Regions from separate parts of the Homo sapiens genome. Here all the other regions are linked to region 1. A link is an interaction called in ENCODE POLR2A ChIA-PET data of the cell type or tissue named here. Cell type or tissue: CD4-positive, alpha-beta T cell. All regions are shown on one strand. Region 1 overlaps LINC00563 (long intergenic non-protein coding RNA 563). Region 2 overlaps LCP1 (lymphocyte cytosolic protein 1). Region 3 overlaps LCP1 (lymphocyte cytosolic protein 1). Region 4 overlaps LCP1 (lymphocyte cytosolic protein 1).

The links. ChIA-PET counts read pairs that join two places held together with the same protein. Peaks named below come from ENCODE experiments on the same cell type or tissue, not always from the same donor. Only the 100,000 strongest peaks of a DNase experiment are listed, where the experiment ranks them.
Region 2: POLR2A ChIA-PET joins it to region 1 with 20 read pairs; 9 of 35 experiments call an interaction of 5 or more read pairs at or near these places.
Region 3: POLR2A ChIA-PET joins it to region 1 with 26 read pairs; 9 of 35 experiments call an interaction of 5 or more read pairs at or near these places.
Region 4: POLR2A ChIA-PET joins it to region 1 with 47 read pairs; 8 of 35 experiments call an interaction of 5 or more read pairs at or near these places.

The regions. Positions count from the first base shown.
Region 1 is chr13:46,293,636-46,297,635 of GRCh38, reverse strand. It overlaps LINC00563 (long intergenic non-protein coding RNA 563), which reads left to right. Exons shown (of 1, transcript NR_047493.1): 1 at 1-1,191. The region is part of intron 2 of LOC105370194 (a long non-coding RNA gene); the gene reads left to right. Among named protein-coding and RNA genes, the nearest start is that of LINC00563, 2.2 kb to the left of the region's middle. RefSeq lists enhancers at 5-1,204, 3,677-4,000. In CD4-positive, alpha-beta T cell, no CTCF peak of the experiment used is centred here; DNase peaks (open chromatin) are centred at 1,325 and 1,695; H3K4me3 peaks cover 688 bases; H3K27ac peaks cover 3,019 bases.
Region 2 is chr13:46,158,991-46,162,990 of GRCh38, reverse strand. It overlaps LCP1 (lymphocyte cytosolic protein 1), which reads left to right. Exons shown (of 16, transcript NM_002298.5): 2 at 3,305-3,392. The coding sequence starts at 3,329. Among named protein-coding and RNA genes, the nearest start is that of LCP1, 21 kb to the left of the region's middle. In CD4-positive, alpha-beta T cell, CTCF peaks have their summits at 2,123 and 2,322 (motif pointing right); a DNase peak (open chromatin) is centred at 2,330; H3K4me3 peaks cover 355 bases; H3K27ac peaks cover 2,936 bases.
Region 3 is chr13:46,166,547-46,170,546 of GRCh38, reverse strand. All of the region lies in intron 1 of LCP1 (lymphocyte cytosolic protein 1), which reads left to right. It also overlaps the pseudogene RN7SL288P. Among named protein-coding and RNA genes, the nearest start is that of LCP1, 14 kb to the left of the region's middle. In CD4-positive, alpha-beta T cell, no CTCF peak of the experiment used is centred here; DNase peaks (open chromatin) are centred at 156, 616, 1,526 and 1,996; H3K4me3 peaks cover 1,298 bases; H3K27ac peaks cover 4,000 bases.
Region 4 is chr13:46,172,134-46,176,133 of GRCh38, reverse strand. The region is part of intron 1 of LCP1 (lymphocyte cytosolic protein 1); the gene reads left to right. Among named protein-coding and RNA genes, the nearest start is that of LCP1, 8.0 kb to the left of the region's middle. RefSeq lists an enhancer at 3,607-3,656. In CD4-positive, alpha-beta T cell, no CTCF peak of the experiment used is centred here; DNase peaks (open chromatin) are centred at 573, 2,323 and 3,493; H3K4me3 peaks cover 2,482 bases; H3K27ac peaks cover 4,000 bases.

The DNA of each region.
Region 1 (4,000 bases):
GCATTATTCAGAATCTCATCCAGGAACTATTTGCTAACAATCTGCAATGAGATAAGAAGATTATGCCAGGAAGTAAATCAACACACTGCTTCCTTCACCACGAAAGCCTTGCTACAAAAAATCAAATGGCAGCAGTACTGAACAGTGCACTTACTGATGTAGTTGGTTAACATTTTGGCTTAAGCTCCTTATCTTGTCATGGACAGGTACCGAATACTCTGGACTGACAGAGGTCGACAAACTATGCTCTGAGTGGCACTGTTCTGCAGCAAAGTGGTTTTACCCATAAGACCATTCAATTATAGAATTTTAGAACTGAAAGATGTCTTAGACACCATCTAGTCCAAGTTCCTGGTTTCACAGCCGAGGATCCTTAGAACCTGAAAGTTTTAGCAAACTTCCCAAAGCCACTTAGTGGTTGTGATGCAATATGAAGTAAAGGCCAACTGTCCTGACTCTTTCCAATCACCACCATGCCCTGAAATTCCTGAAGGAAGCAGAATTTCCTCTGAGGTTTCTGCTGAGTCATATGCAGGCTCCATCTGATGTAGAGATTCAGTAGAAGGGGCCAGGTTGCCTCCTGATGGGGGCAGCGTGTGGAGGATGAGCCTGGGCTTACTTGGCAGACAGATCTGGTCATGTTCCAGCTCTATCTCCTACTTGCAGAATGTCTTCGGGAAAATTACCTACATTCTCAAAGCCTCAGATTCTTGCTTTGTCAACATTCCTTGAAGATTGCTAAACTGAAGACTCTGGTGTTCCCTTTTGTGATAGGGAGAATAATAGCCCCCCAAAGATATCTACATCCTAATCCTTGGAACCTGTGACTATGTTATGTCACATGGCAATGGGAGACTTGAGGTTCCAGACTGAATTAAGGTTGATAATCAGCTGACCTTGAGATGGTGAGACTATCTGGGATCATCTGGGTGGGTCCAATGTCATCACAATGTTCCTTATAAGAGAGAGGCAGGAGAGAAAGAATCAGAAAGGCGGCAGCATGAGGAAGGCTCAGCCTGACATTGCTGGCTTAGAAGATGGAGGAGTGAGGCCATGAGCGAAGGAATGCAGGAAGCCTCTAGAAGCTGGAACACACCCCTGCTGACACCTGGACTTGTACCTAGTGAAACCCATTTCAGACTTCAGACCTCCAAAACTGTGCAGTAATAAAGCTGTTTTGTTTTAAGCCACTGATTTGTGGTAATTTGTTAGAGCAGCAATAGGAAAGGAATTCACCATTCATCTGAACATTGCTATTGCCTCCCTAGAGCAACTGTTACATCATCTTTTGGAAGATACAGCTTTTTTGAAGACACGTTTTATAGTGGTATTATTTGGCAGAATCTGCTCTAACACAAGCTAGCCAAGGCAGGAAGTCTGCTTCTTTAGAGGGCATAGTTTCTCTCTTGCTGTTTCTCAATCCTTTTTAGCTGTTTTAGTCATAGCTGGTCAAAAACAATGGTTTGCATTTAGGGGTCATTGCACTTGGGAATTTAAATGTACTCTAAAATAGCTGATAATCGGATTTTTTCCTCTTGCTTGATCATCAGTTTTAGTTAGAGCTGCAGTCTTTCTAACAGTGCTGCCCTTTTGCACTGTGTCAGACACTATTTGCCAGGGAAGAATTGAGGTTACATGGTGCCTGGCAGTGGTGGCAGACAGTTTGTGGTCTCCACACCTTGCAACACTGATCATCCTGTTTGATGCAACTCTTTGACGCAGTGTGAAAGGCGTTGCAGCAGGAGGAGGCGTCTCTGTTTGACCTATTTCCTTATATTTGAGCACAGATGTTGGGATTTGAATGCTTGATAATCAGATATACACTAAGTTGCATAAAATTCTCAGCATGCACTGACACAATAACACCGGTGATGAATTTGTTAGAAGAAGAGAAAAAGCACAGAGTGAGGCTCAAAGCAGCTTTGACACATACATACCCACATGCTTCCCATCACGTGTTCTGGACTCAGCTTCTCTTGATAACACAGGTGCTAGCGCTGAAGCTCTGGCTGTTGAGAAGAGGAACAGAGCAAGCTTCTTTCTGGTTCCTCAGAGTAAAGAAGCTGTTCCTTTTTCTGGAACAAACCATAGAAGTGTGGGAGGGTCTGACACTTGTAGATTTTCCCTTTTCTAGGTTTTTCTTTCCTTTTAAAAATAAAATAGCTAAGTCCAGTTCCAGGAAAAATAGTGAAGCATTTCCTCTATTTATTTAGGATTTATGCCATGCTTACTGCCTACAAAACTCAGAAGGACTAGAAAATTGAACCATTGGAAAACAGAGAATTTAAAACAAAGACAATTAAAATAACCACAAGAAGACACCATTTTCCCATATGAAAGTATTAAATATTTCAGAAGACAATTCTCAATGTCTCGATGATTGTGTAGTGGGAAGAACAAGTGTGTAGCCTGCCAGGAATGTACACTAGCAGGAACACAGTTTTCAGAAAACAAATTGGCTTCTCGTATGAAAAGCCTTAAACATGCTTACATTTATAACCTTGAAATTACACTGTGTGGAATCCACTCTTTTTTTTTTTTTTGAGACGGAGTTTCACTCTTTTGCCCAGGCTGGAGTGCAGTGGTGCGATCTTGGCTCACTGCAACCTCTGCCTTCTGGTTTCAAGCAATTCTCCTGCCTCAGCCTCCTAAGCAGCCGGGATTACAGGTGCCCACCACCACACCCAGCTAATTTTTGTATTTTTAGTAGAGACGGGGTTTCACCATATTGGCCAGGCTGGTCTCGAACTACTGACCGATCGACCCGCCTTGGCCTCCCAAAGTGCTGGGTTTACAGGCGTGAGCCACCGTGCCCAGCCAGAATCCACTTTTTCTTAACTCTACTTGCTTCAGTTTACTGACCTATAAAACAGAGATATTAATAGGAACCATTTCATAAAGTGATGTGAGAATTAGATCATGGATAACTGGCACAGTGTGTGCCCGACAAATGTAAGACATCATTATTAATAAAAAAGTAAAAATATTTTTAGGCAAAAATTATTACAGCATCATGGCATAGAAATTTAGGGCACTGATAGCTCGGTGTTCTGGAGTGAACCTGCAGCCCAGGTTCCTGGGGTTTTGAGGTCCTTGGGTACACACTGTGAAAAAGTACCCACTTGTTACTGTTGCACCTTGAGTTCCTGTTGTTTCAAAAAGACCCAGAAAGAAGCTCAGCCTCTGCAAAACAAAAAACTGGTTGAATCGGGAGATGCCTGCTGTGTTGGAGATGAAATTTGGGGAACTCTCCTCATTCCCATACTAAAAAAACCTGCCCAGGGAGAAGCCTGTTTGCCACTTTCTAAACATGCAATGTTATTTATTTTATTTTATTTTATTTTATTTTATTTTATTTTATTTTATTTTATTTTATTATTTTATTTTATTTTATTTTATTTTATTTTATTTTATTTTATTTGAGATGGAGTCTCACTCTGTCACCCAGGCTGGAGTGCACTGGCGTGATCTCGGGTCACTGCAACCTCCACCTCCCAGGTTCAAGCGATTCTCCTGCCTCAGCCTCCCAAGTAGCTGGGACTATAGGCATGCGCCACCACATCCAGCTTTAATAGAGATGAAGTTTCACCATGTTGGCCAGTCTGGTCTCGAACTCCTGACATCAAGTGCTCCGCCTGCCTCAGCCTCCCAAAGTGCTAGGATTACAGGTTTGAGCCACCACGTCCAGCCACATGCAATATATGTAGAAGCATGAACAGTGACTGCACCTGTGTGGCCTAGACTCCCCCTTTACTTACAGTGACTCAGCTATCCAGCCCAATTAAAGCCCCGTTTTCACCTTTGTTATGAAAGGTACTGTTTTGGGGAACTATCCCGGGTGTCTTCCTTACTTGTTGCAAGTAATAAAATCCCCTTGTTAAATCCTCCTTGGTTGTGGTCATTGGATGGCCACCCACCAAGTGATCATACCTGCCCATTGTGTGGGTAACAAACATAAAACCATTTGAAAAGAGCTCTGGCTGTCTTGTGAGCTTTCCAC
Region 2 (4,000 bases), 130 kb after region 1:
CTGCCGGCTGGAGACGCTCCTCACTTCCCAGACGGGGTGGCTGCCAGGCGGAGGGGCGCCTCACTTTTCAGACAGGGCGGCTGCCGGGCGGAGGGGCTCCTCACTTCTCAGACGGGGCAGCCGTGCAGAGACGCTCCTCACCTCCCAGACGGGGTCGCGGCCGGGCAGAGGCGCTCCTCACATCCCAGACGGGGCGGCGGGGCAGAGGCGCTCCCCACATCTCAGACGATGGGCGGCCAGGCAGAGACGCTCCTCACTTCCCGGAAGGGGTGGCGGCTGGGCAGAGGCTGCAATCTCGGCACTTTGGGAGGCCAAGGCAGGCGGCTGGGAGGTGGAGGTTGTAGCTAGCCGAGATCACGCCACTGCACTCCAGCCTGGGCAACATTGAGCACTGAGTGAACGAGACTCCGCCTGCAATCCCAGCACCTCCGGAGGCCGAGGCTGGCAGATCACTCACGGTTAGGAGCTGGAGACCAGCCCGGCCAACACAGCGAAACCCCGTCTCCACCAAAAAAATACGAAAACGAGTCAGGCCTGGAGGCGCGCGCCTGCAATCGCAGGCACTTGGCAGGCTGAGGCAGGAGAATCAGGCAGGGAGGTTGCAGTGAGCCCATACGGCAGCAGTACAGTCCAGCTTCTGCTCGGCATCAGAGGGAGAACGTGGAAAGAGAGGGAGAGGGAGACCGTGGGTTGAGGGAGACGGGAGAGGGAGGGGGAGGGGGAGGGAGGGGGAGGGGGAGGGAGAGGGAGAACTCATTGTTTAGTGAATAAATGGATGGATGGGATGTGTGTCTAACAGGAACATGAAGGCAGAGAACCCGAGTAGACAGCCTGGGAGAGGAGAAAAGACTTGGGGATTGGAGTTTTGGCTGCTTCTCCACCCAGCTGAGTGATTTGAGATCTGTATCTTAACTTCTCTGAGATACTGTTTTCTGATCTATACAATGAGAATATACATACCTATGCCATCAGCCTATATTGAAGGACATTGTAAGAAACACAAAACCTGTGTTTACCCCATCCCACAAATGGCCTCTTCTTAAAGCCTGTGTGAAGATTTTGCTGTCAGACATCAGATCTGCTGCCCTAAGAAAATTGGTTTGTCTCATAGATAGTGAATTGTATAACCGATGATACTTTCCTTTTTGCCTTAGCTTCTAGAGAACTTGGAGATAGATTTTCAGCCTACTTGTAGCAAAACATGCGGGGTCTTAGGCATGTATTTTAAGTATTAGAGTTCCTCCCGACCATCATCTTATTTCAGTTACGCTTTCTTTCTTATCAATTACATCATTTAGTTGGTTTAACTCTTGGGTTTGGATATATCTTTGTAACTTAGCTCAAATTATTTTTGGAAAAAGGCATTCTGAAAAAGAAAGAGAGGAAGGAAGGAAGGTAGGAAACAAGGAAGGAAGAAGGAAAGAAAAAAGGACGAGAGGGAGGGAGAGAGAGAGATGACAAGAAAGCCAGATAGCCAGTGCCTGTCTCTTAGGGTTATTGTGATGTGTTAGTGAGATTGTATTTTTAATACAATTAACCCCTCGACAGTTTCTGTCATCCTTTAAAAGATCCAATGTACCAATACTTTCTTAGATATGTAAGACAATAATAAAATAAAATTTTTATTGATATCAAAAATATATTTTTAATGAATACATTTAAATTTAAATGAAGACATATATAATTCTATGATTTTCAAATCATGCTCCCTGGAGTTCCCACAGATGAAGGTGACAAGGAGATAAGATAGCAGGGGCAGGGGTACATTTGGGTTTTTTCAACCAAAGACTCTCAGAGTTGTTATTTTTATTTGTTTGCTTACATGTAAGGTTTACATGTAAGGTTTCTGTCAACAAAGGGTTGCTTGGTGGAACAAAAGTTTGAAACCACTGATATATGTATGTGGCAGGATGGTAATTTGTTGGATAATGGATATGGATTTGCAAAATTGAGTGTAATGCATTTTTGGCCTACAGGTTTTGATGTTAATTAAGACTGTTTTCTGTTTGGTGTGGTTGTTGGTGGCCATCAAGAACAAATACAGCACTATAGAATAATATGAAAATATAAAAAAGAAATCTACTGAAAACAACATCCTGTCACAAATTTTTTTTTAAATCGATAACTTCCCTGAACTATCCAAAATATAACTATGCTTAGAAACACCCCAACCCCCACACTCCCACTCCACTTATCCCCTCTGCACCAGTAAGTTCAACAAACTTCAGTGGGTCTCCGATTTGAAACATGCTGGTGTGGATTAGCTAGGGGCATGGAGATTATCATCCATTTTCTGTTTTATTTTCTTCTCACCCACTAGAGGGCAGCAGTGATGCACAGGAAAAGGGAAATTACTCAAGCACTGTTTCTCAGCAAGACTGTCGCTTTTCTGAGAAGAAAACACCTAGAAAGCGCCTCAGATTCCCATAGCTGAATTATGAGAGGGTCAGCTTCCCTTTGTTCATCCCTAAATAATATGGAGAATTTTGATTAACTTCCTTTGAAGTTATAAACTGTATCTGTTGGCTTGGTCAAATACTAATTTTAAATATGAACACGAAGATACCTCTTAAAAAAGACATTTATGTAAAAGTGAAGTGTTTTAGTTGCTTATTGCTGGGTAACTACTCTAAAACGTAGTGACTTAAGACATCACTCGTTTTGTCTTCTCTGTTCTTTTGGTTGACTGAGCACAGCTGGGCGATTCTTCTGCTTAATGTGATGTTGGCTGGGAATGTGGTCATCTAGGAGCTCAAATGGGCCAGAAAGCCCAAAATGGCCCTCTCAGGTTGCTGGCATTGATGCTGGCTGTCAGATGGGATCTCAGCAGGTTTGTTAACCAGTGCACCCAGTTCTCCTTCATTGGCTTCTTTATTTATGTGGCTTAAATGTCTCATGTCATGGAAATTGGGTACCAAGAGGGAGCATCCTAAGAATGAGCATTCCAAAAAGAAGGAAGCAGAAGTTTCCAGCCCCAGACATCATTTCTACCACCCTCTAATGGTCAAAGCAGTTAAAAAACCAGCCCAGATTCTAGGGGAGGGAAATAAGCTCTACCTCTTGATGTGAGGAGCAGTCTGTATAGACCGAGAGGGAAGAAATTGTTGAGAGCCATCTTTGGAGACCACCACATGGAGGATTGAGAAAAAGCGTATTTCTGACTTACATTTTGGAAAGATAGTTCTAAATCATGGGGGATGCAGAAGAATATTTCTTCATGTAATAAATGGGAATTGCTTCTTAATGTGGTATTTTAAGAATTCAAATGCACAAAAGTTATCCCTTATGTTCTTCTTCTCTCCAGATCTGTTACCTAAAGCAATAAAAAATGGCCAGAGGATCAGTGTCCGATGAGGAAATGATGGAGCTCAGAGAAGCTTTTGCCAAAGTTGGTGAGTAGACCTGGTACCCCAAATTGCATCATTCTCTTCTTCACTGAGTAGCTTCAGGGTAGATTCAATGAAATGGGAACATGAGCAAAATTTCAGAGATGACAAGAAACCAGTAGTATTTGTTTAGAGGAGCTGGGAGAACTTATTTTTGAAAAATATGCTTCAATAAAATGACTTTCTCTATCAAAACATGGAATATGGACTCTACTCTTACATAGTTTGTTCCTGGAAATGGTTTGTAAGTCTCATCTTTTATATCTTGTCTTCTGTTTTGCTGTTTCCTTGATTTTAATACCATCACATACTTTCTCTTACTCTTTATCACTAAACCTGTGGTTTCCTTAAGAGTTTCTATAAGAGTTCTTTGTGGAAACAGAGGTACCTTATAGAAATTATGACTCTTTTACTGTGGATGTTGAAAGTAATGCTGGTGCCCCTATTCAGTAGCAACAGTCATCTTGTGAGATTCTGACTCTTCCCTGGGATCATGCCTTAATGTCTGAATGATAGCCTCTCTCGTCCCTTCACCTTCCATCTAGTCTTCCCTCACCTCTCTAAAAGCTGTTGCCTGAATCGTCCTGAAGCTTCAGTATATTGTGTACATTACA
Region 3 (4,000 bases), 130 kb after region 1:
CACTGCTCTGTCTCCAAGGTTCCTTTCCCTCCCACCTCAGCAGCGCTCAGCTTACAAGCAGGCCCTACAGAGTTGGATAGAGACCCACTGCCAAGCATTACCGGCAGCCAGCAGGTTTTACAGCAACAGTGCCAAGAAGCCCAGCCTCAGGATCTGCAATCTCAGACAGAATCGCTTTTGCGGCTGGCAAGGTAGGGCTAGGCAGCAGGCACAGGTGCCATTTCACAGACTACCTCGGGCCAGCAGCTGCCCTTTAGACACCAAATTAACTCACCAAAGTTGTCTTTCCAGCAAAGTGGTTTAATGTGAATTTGAAGCATTTAGTAGCCTTGTTTTGGGTGTCTGTACCTTTCAGTGGATGGGATTGTCTAAGTATGTACACAAGAATATTATTGTTAAATTCCTCAAAGAAGGTGATAGGGGACTTTTCAAGTCCTGTATACCATTAGGTTATGGATTGTTTTGTTCATGTACACAGCTCATTTACTGAGTACCTCACATGGGCCAGACACTAATCTGCTAGGAGAGATGAATGGTAACAGGGACCACACTACAGAGATCTGGACCAAAGCTCAGAGGAAGGGCTCACTGATTCTCCCCAGCCTCCAGAACAGGATGCCTGAAACCATGATGATTGTTGCGATAAGTCTGAGGGTGTCATTTTATTATTGATCTATGAATTTGGCTGTCTTGTCTTTTGAACATTTCATCTCGTGGTGAGTTGTTTTAATTGGGTTTGCTCTTTGGTTGCTAAGGAAATTTGGAGGGCCTTAGTGCAAGGTCAAGAATCAATGTACAACAAGGTGTGGTGGTGCACGCCTGTAGTCCTAGCTACTTGGGAGGCTGAGGCAGGAGGGTGGCTTGAGTCCAGGAGTTCTGGGCTGTAGTGTGCCATGTCAATTGGGTGTCAGCACTAAGTTTGGCATCAATATGGGAGCAGGGGACCACTAGGTTGTTTAAGGAGGAGTGGGTGCACTGGCTCACACCAGAAATGGAGCAGGTCAAAACTCCTGTGCTGATCAGTAGTGGGATCACACCTGTGAAGAGCCACTGCACTCCTGCCTAGGCAACATAGTGAGATCTGTCTCTTTAAGGAAAAAAAATAGAATAAATGTATAGAGACAAATGCAGGGGGTAAGAATCATCGTGACCTAGAAGATGCCAGTGTACACAATATTTGTATGTGATTTGGCACATGTTAATTGCAGCCTAAACCTGAACAGTGCCTTTGCCATACCTAGAAAAATTCCCCTTCATGTACAAGAAACATACATGAAATTATATTCGTAAGACATTTGAAATCTTGGGGGATTGTTCTTACTATATGTGAAGAAGGTCTTAATTAAAGAGAAGAGTCCTATCTTAGGGTTTAAAACTTATTAAAGAGGAAAGAAGAGAAATAAGGAGGCCTGGACTCTGGTCCCAGCCACACCTCCAATAAGCTCTGTGATGTTAGGCATGTCCTTTAACTTGGGTGTCATTTCATGCCTCTGTGACAGGGGAGTGGCCAGATAGATCATCTCTAAGATCCCTCCACCTCTACATTCTATGACTGCTATTCTTACTACATTCATTCTATAAGGAAGTTGGCATAGACCCAGAAGATAGCAAAGAAAACTATGAAAGATTTGGAGAATAAGCCCTAAAAAAGCAGGTTACAAGAATATAAAGAGACCAAGGCATGTGATGGAATCTTTATGAATTGAACAGCTCCTGTTATTTCCTCTGAGAATAGCCCAAGAGAGACCTTCAATCGTATCAGAAAAGATTTAGGTTACAAAGTAGGGATATGAGACACCAGAGAGGTTGTAGGATTTCCTTATTTGGATATTTTTAACAAAATAGTAGATGACTCTCTTTCTGGGACAGTTTGAGTACCGTCTTGCCTAGAAACTAGGAGTGAACTGGATCAACGTGTCTTAAGCTGTGTGTGGTAACATCCCATAAAACAGGTCTCACGTGCTGCTCTGGGAACTTCCCTGATCTGTGCGGGGGCAGTCCAGCAGCTAGGCAGCTGAGCAGAGCGCATCTGCCTGGGGCCAGTGAGGAGAATGCATCTAGACAGAGCTTTTCGTGCTGCTGAGGTAAGAGCAGGAACACAGCCCCCCAGCCCCCAGGAGCGAGGCTGGGCTGGGAGCTGCCCACTCCCTCACTTGCTCCATTTCACAGAAGGCACCTCCGAGCCAAAGCTACAGCTGCTGATGGCGCCAGCAGCTATTTCTCAGCTCATTTGCAATACTTTCTAATCTAGCTCTAATTTGTATGTATACTTGTCAGCTACTGCATAGAATTTTGGAACTTTTAACATAGAACGGACTCCGCTTCTCAATTTATGAATGAGAAAACTGAGTCCCATAGAGGCAAGATGGAGCCTAAAGTTACACAGCCTAGGTCTCCTGACTGCCAAGCTTGGCACTTCCTTCTATTTCCTGCCAGTTATTTCCATTTTGATTTCTTTGGAGATGTTCAAGTATATTAATTGTCTCAATATCTTAATTGCCTGGGCTGCTTTAGGTATTTTATATTTTTATTTTTTTGATAAGCCTCTGTGCTAATTTCTTACACTTATCTAGTTTTATTTTTCCCTCAGAGCCTTGTGTTTAACCTTTTCACTTGTTCGTTTTTGATCGTCAGAACTCTTTTCATTGCATTAACTATTTCACAGTAAATTAGCTGTAATCCATGTGCTGCATTTGAAACTTGATATTTAACTGTGGGCTTCATGCCTGAAGCCCCTCACCAACCCCCTAGCAGCCAGGGCAGTACTTTGCATACAGACACATATATGGAGTGAAAGAATGAATGAATGGCATTTGATATCAAGGTAATAGTGCAATCATGGTTAAACAGCTAGCCCATAATATTCAATTTATTGAAAAGATGCATTTGGGGTACTCTGAGCTTTCAGTAGGGGAAAGTCTGGATCTTAAATTGCTTCTGGTAGAATGTGGGCTAAAGGGTAGCTGTAGAATTTAAAGATGTTAGTATCAGGAGCATCACTGTCTAAAGCTCAGGGAAGGAGAGAGATGCTAAGGCACAGAAAGGCCTCCCCAAGCCCCAGCCTGGAGTATCCCCTTTTCTTGCAGGAGGCTTGTTCTTGTGTCACACCCTTAATGGGATTGGGCAACTTGGTAGAAAACAGAGGTATCAGGAATGTACTAAGGGAGAGAAGGAAGGAATGAGAACTCCTTAGCTGGCGACAGAGCCAGGCTCTGTAAGATGTGCTACACAGCTTCAGAAGCCCCTCGGTGTAGTGGTCAAACCAGAGGTACCCAGAGCAATATGAGGTTGATGAAGTTTGGAGTAATCTGGATTGCTAGCTTCCCATAAGTGTTTATGTGGCCTGAGATAATAGTGTCAGAGGAGAGCCGTTGAGTCTCTCCTCCTGAATAGCCTTCCCCCTACCTTCCACCCTGTGGCATTTACATCAGAGCCTGCAGAGAGAAGAATTCTGTAGGCTTTGAGAGAATCCATGTATCTGCAGGGAGAAAAAGGACAATCTGGAGGAGATTCTGACTTGACAAAAAGATTCATCAGAGTCCCTTTAACTGGCCATCTGTTTTTAAGGCCATTTATAATTATTTGGTTTCTTAAAAACAAAGTCATTTTAAAATTATATTTTCTGAATCATCCTTTATGTAAAAGTTAGTCATATCTGTATCCATAGAGATATGATATCCCAAGAATATATAGTAAATTCCATATATTCGCAAAGTAAGATCTCCTACAGTGGTCTACTTTATAAAATGAAGGGGACAGGATTAAGTAAAAGCAATGTTTTTTCCTTAAATAGATTAATCTTGATGGCTTTTTAAAAATGTATGGGTATTTTATTTTGCTTCATAGTCCTACATATTTTATTTTTCGTTTCTTTAGTTGTCATAGTCTAATGCTAAAGCTTACAATATTAATGTTATTCTAGATGATGTGTTCTTTTGGATTACTGATTGTTCTTGAGATGTTTGGAAGTTGTATAATTTCCCCTCTGGAAATGTACTGA
Region 4 (4,000 bases), 120 kb after region 1:
ATGAGAGCTTATTCCTCCTGTCTAGCTATAATTTTGTATCTAAACAAATCTCTCCTATCCTCCACCTTCCCCCTACCCTTCCCAGCCTCTAGTAATCTCAGGTGTAACATTTAAAAAGTAGATCCTTTGTACCTCCTTGACATCATCTGCTCATATCACCCTCACCAGAAAGGCCAGCTTGAACAAAGAAGAGTGGGATATAAATTCTTTATAGAGAAAGCTAGGTAATAGGTGCAAAGTGGGAGTAAGGAAAAAAGAGAAGATCATGCCTGTAGTTTTGCACTGTTGAGCACTCTTTTGTCATCTTAAAAATGCGAACTGAACTTCCCCCACTGTTTCTAATGCTTTATAAACAGTTTTAAAGTTTCCCTTTGAAAATATGGAATATGGTAGGCACCTTGGAAAACTTTGGATTTTTTCCTTTTCTTGCTGTCATTCATGTTGGGACTGTTCCTCAAAATATCATGGATTCTGTTTCTTTTCTGTGACCACTGAGAATGACAGTTGTGATACTTCATCTACCTGGTGATGTTCACACAGTTTTTCTCCTCCCTCCGTACCCACCCTACTGTTCACTGCACGCAGTTCTTCCTCCAGTACCATATCTCCAGTACCAGTTCTTTAAAGCTGAGTGTCTGCAGCTCCCAGGCACAAAAGAGGCAAATGTGGTATAAAGAAAGGGGAGCAAAGGTAGAGACAGATTTGGATTTATATTCTGGGCTCTTGGTAAATGTGGAGGCTGAGCAAGTCTCTGGAGCCTCTGAAGTTCAGTTTCCTCATCTATAAAATCAGGCAAGTGCTATCTACTCGCTAGGTGTGATGTGGGTTATTTTCCCCTTCCATTTTCCCATGTTGTCGTCTAGGTAGATATGGAGCATATCTACTCCACCCAGCGTCACCACTGACTTACTGAGCCCCTAATATTTACTAGGCATCATGCCAAACGCTTGAAAGATAATTACTCTTTTATTTTCATACATAGCTAGGTAAAGTTGTTATTAATTATATCCTTATTCCAGATGACCAAGCTGAGGTTCAGGGAGGGTTAAGTGACTTGTCTGGGGTCACAGAACCAGTAACTGGCAGAGTCAAGATTCACACCTTTCCTCTCTCTCATTTTATGTTGGCAGTTTCTTAAAAGTATAATCCATGTCTATTTAAACTGTTTTGTATCTTCTAACATGATCCACTAGTTGCTTCCTGATAATATGTCTATATACTTTTTTGTGTTTCCATGATTATTGAATGATTATTTGTAATTCCACATTTTCTTTCTTTTTTCTTTTTTTTTTTTTTTTTGAAGATGGAGTTTTCGCTCTTGTTGCCCAGGCACAATCTTAGCTCACTGCAACTTCCGCCTACTGGGTTCAAGAGATTCTCCTGCCTCAGCCTCCTGAGTAGCTGGGATTACAGGCACACACCACCACGCTCAGCTAATGTTTTTGTATTTTTAGTAGAGACAGGGTTTCACCACATTGGCCAGGCTGGTCTTGAACTCCTGACCTCAGGCGATCCCCCTACTTCGGCCTCCCAAAGTTCTGGGATTACAAGTGTGAGTCACTGCACCCGGCCTATAATTCCACATGTTCTATCAGGAAGAGATCCCAAGTCTCCTTTTGTTAGGTCGGCTGGTATACCAAACATATTTGAGAAATAAATATAAATGCTTGAGGATTTTATGGTGGGAAGTCTTTAAAATAATAGCTGTGAAGATATTAGATTAGGCTATTTAGGCACTTAAAATTTTGATAAAAGAAATGTTATACATATTCCATTGTACGTTGGTATTGGTAAATATTTACCAACTAAACTGTAACTTTTAAAAAAAATGAAGATAAAGAGAGCCCATCAAATTAATACAAATTTCCTGTCTCAATTTATCTGTAACTTCTCCTTTTGTTTTTTTCTGCAAATAAGCTTGTCATTAGAGATTCTAAAATCCAAGAAGCCTATTGAGAATGAGATCACATTATTACAAATAAATAGAAGTTTCTGTTATCATTGCTTGTATACAAATGTCTGCTGTACATTGTCTCACTGTTTTTCAGCTCAGACTACAATGGTAAAAATGCCTGGAGAATTAGAGAGTGGAGAGGAGGTAGAGTGTAGTGCAGGATAACAGAATCAGTTCTGAGCATTGGTGCATCTGACAGAGAGGAGATGTTGCCCAGTGGTCCTCATCACAGATGCCCAGAGATCTCTTTTCTTTTCATGGCTCATAGTGTATGTGGTTGGGCTTTTCTTAAGATTGCTGTACATTTTTCCACTCTGGCCATACTTCCTCAACTGTTAGAAGGTACTTTCCACTGTCAGTACTCAGGCAAGGCAAAGCCCGGAGCCCCTTCACCACTCAGGATGAGCTAATACCAATGCTGTTGGCTTTGGGTTGGTATCATGTACCAGTTCTGCAATACCTGACTTCAAGGACTCCGAATAAGAAATGTGGTACCAAAGCCAAAATAAGCCAGACTGAGAACATTAAAACATAGAGCATGGATGTGAGATCTAGATTTACACCCACACAAAACACATAGTATACAACACAACTAATCTTTGCTTTTAAGTTGCGACTTGACAATATTTCCTACAGTTTATACTAGAAATTGGGATTTGTTCTCCAAGATAATTTTGCAAAAGTTCTAGTTCTTTTACATTTTCTTTTAACTTCCTCTGTTCCTTCCCTTTTCCTTCTTTCTTTCCTTCCTCTCTTCCTCTCTTTCTCCCTTCAGTCACCAGGCACTGTTGTATATATTTTAAACACTCTGTCTCACCTAATCCTAATGCTGCCCTATGAAATGAACGGTGTGATTGCATTATTAGCACCCCTTCTTTAAAGATGAAGAAACTGAGGCTCGGAAAATTTAAGTAACACATTCAAATACACACAGCAAAAAATAGTTGAGTCAGAAAATTCAGCATTTCACCATACCATGTCACTGCCTAGTTGATTCATTTTAAAAACAATATATAATGATCCTAATTTCATAAAGGAAGCGAGGAACATTAGCTTTTGTTTGGAATGCCTTTACATGGGTGTATCCCTGTATCCTAGATCCACACATCTAAGAAGTAAAGCACATTTCATGGACCGTGCATCTCAAAGGTTTTTTAAATAAAACTTTAGGTTCTTAAAATGCCAACTGACTTGTGTTTTTCCCACGCATTGCTTCGACCAAACTAAGACTCCAGAGGTTCCACTTACTTCTCTTTTTGGACCAGTCACTGACTTACTTTGAGACTTTGGGGAGTGACTTCACCCTCCAGGGCCCCTATTTCCCCATTCTAACATGTTCAGTTCCCTCCTGTCTTTGCAGTATTTTCTAAATGGGAGATAATGACATAAGGAGAAAGCTATGCACACACAAACCAAAATGGTTTCCGGGCAGAATTATTTTGTTGTTTGTATTCACATTACCTGTGGTGAGTGGAGTATAGCCTGCATCACCGAGGTTTTGCCTCTAGAAACAAGAGCTAGTGAGAACGAGCAGCACGCTGACACCACCTCACCAACCTCTCATCCTGGAGGTCTCCTCCTGCATCCCTGTCTGTAGCCACACCCAACCTGCCACAGCTTCCTGTGTGTGCTTTTGCTTTGCACTTTGTAGAGCTATTTTCTCTTTCTTTTCTTTTCTTTCTTCCTTTTTTTTAATGTAATGGAGCCTTGCTCTGTGGCCCAGACTGGAGTGCAATGGCGTGATCTCAGCTCACTGCAACCTCTGCCTCCCGGGTTCAAGTGATTCTCCTGCCTCAGCCTCATGAGTAGCTGGGATTACAGGCACCCATCACCATGCCTGGCTAATTTTTGTATTTTTAGTAGAGATGGGTTTTCACCATGTTGGCCAGGCTGGTTTTGAACTCCTGACCTCAGGTGATCCACCCATCTCAGCCTCCCAAAGTACAGGGATTACAGGCGTGAGCCACCATGCCTCGCCCTGCAGAGCTATTTTCTCTGCCTGAAATGCCCTTTTCTATTTTGTCTGTTTGGAAAACTACTGGTTCC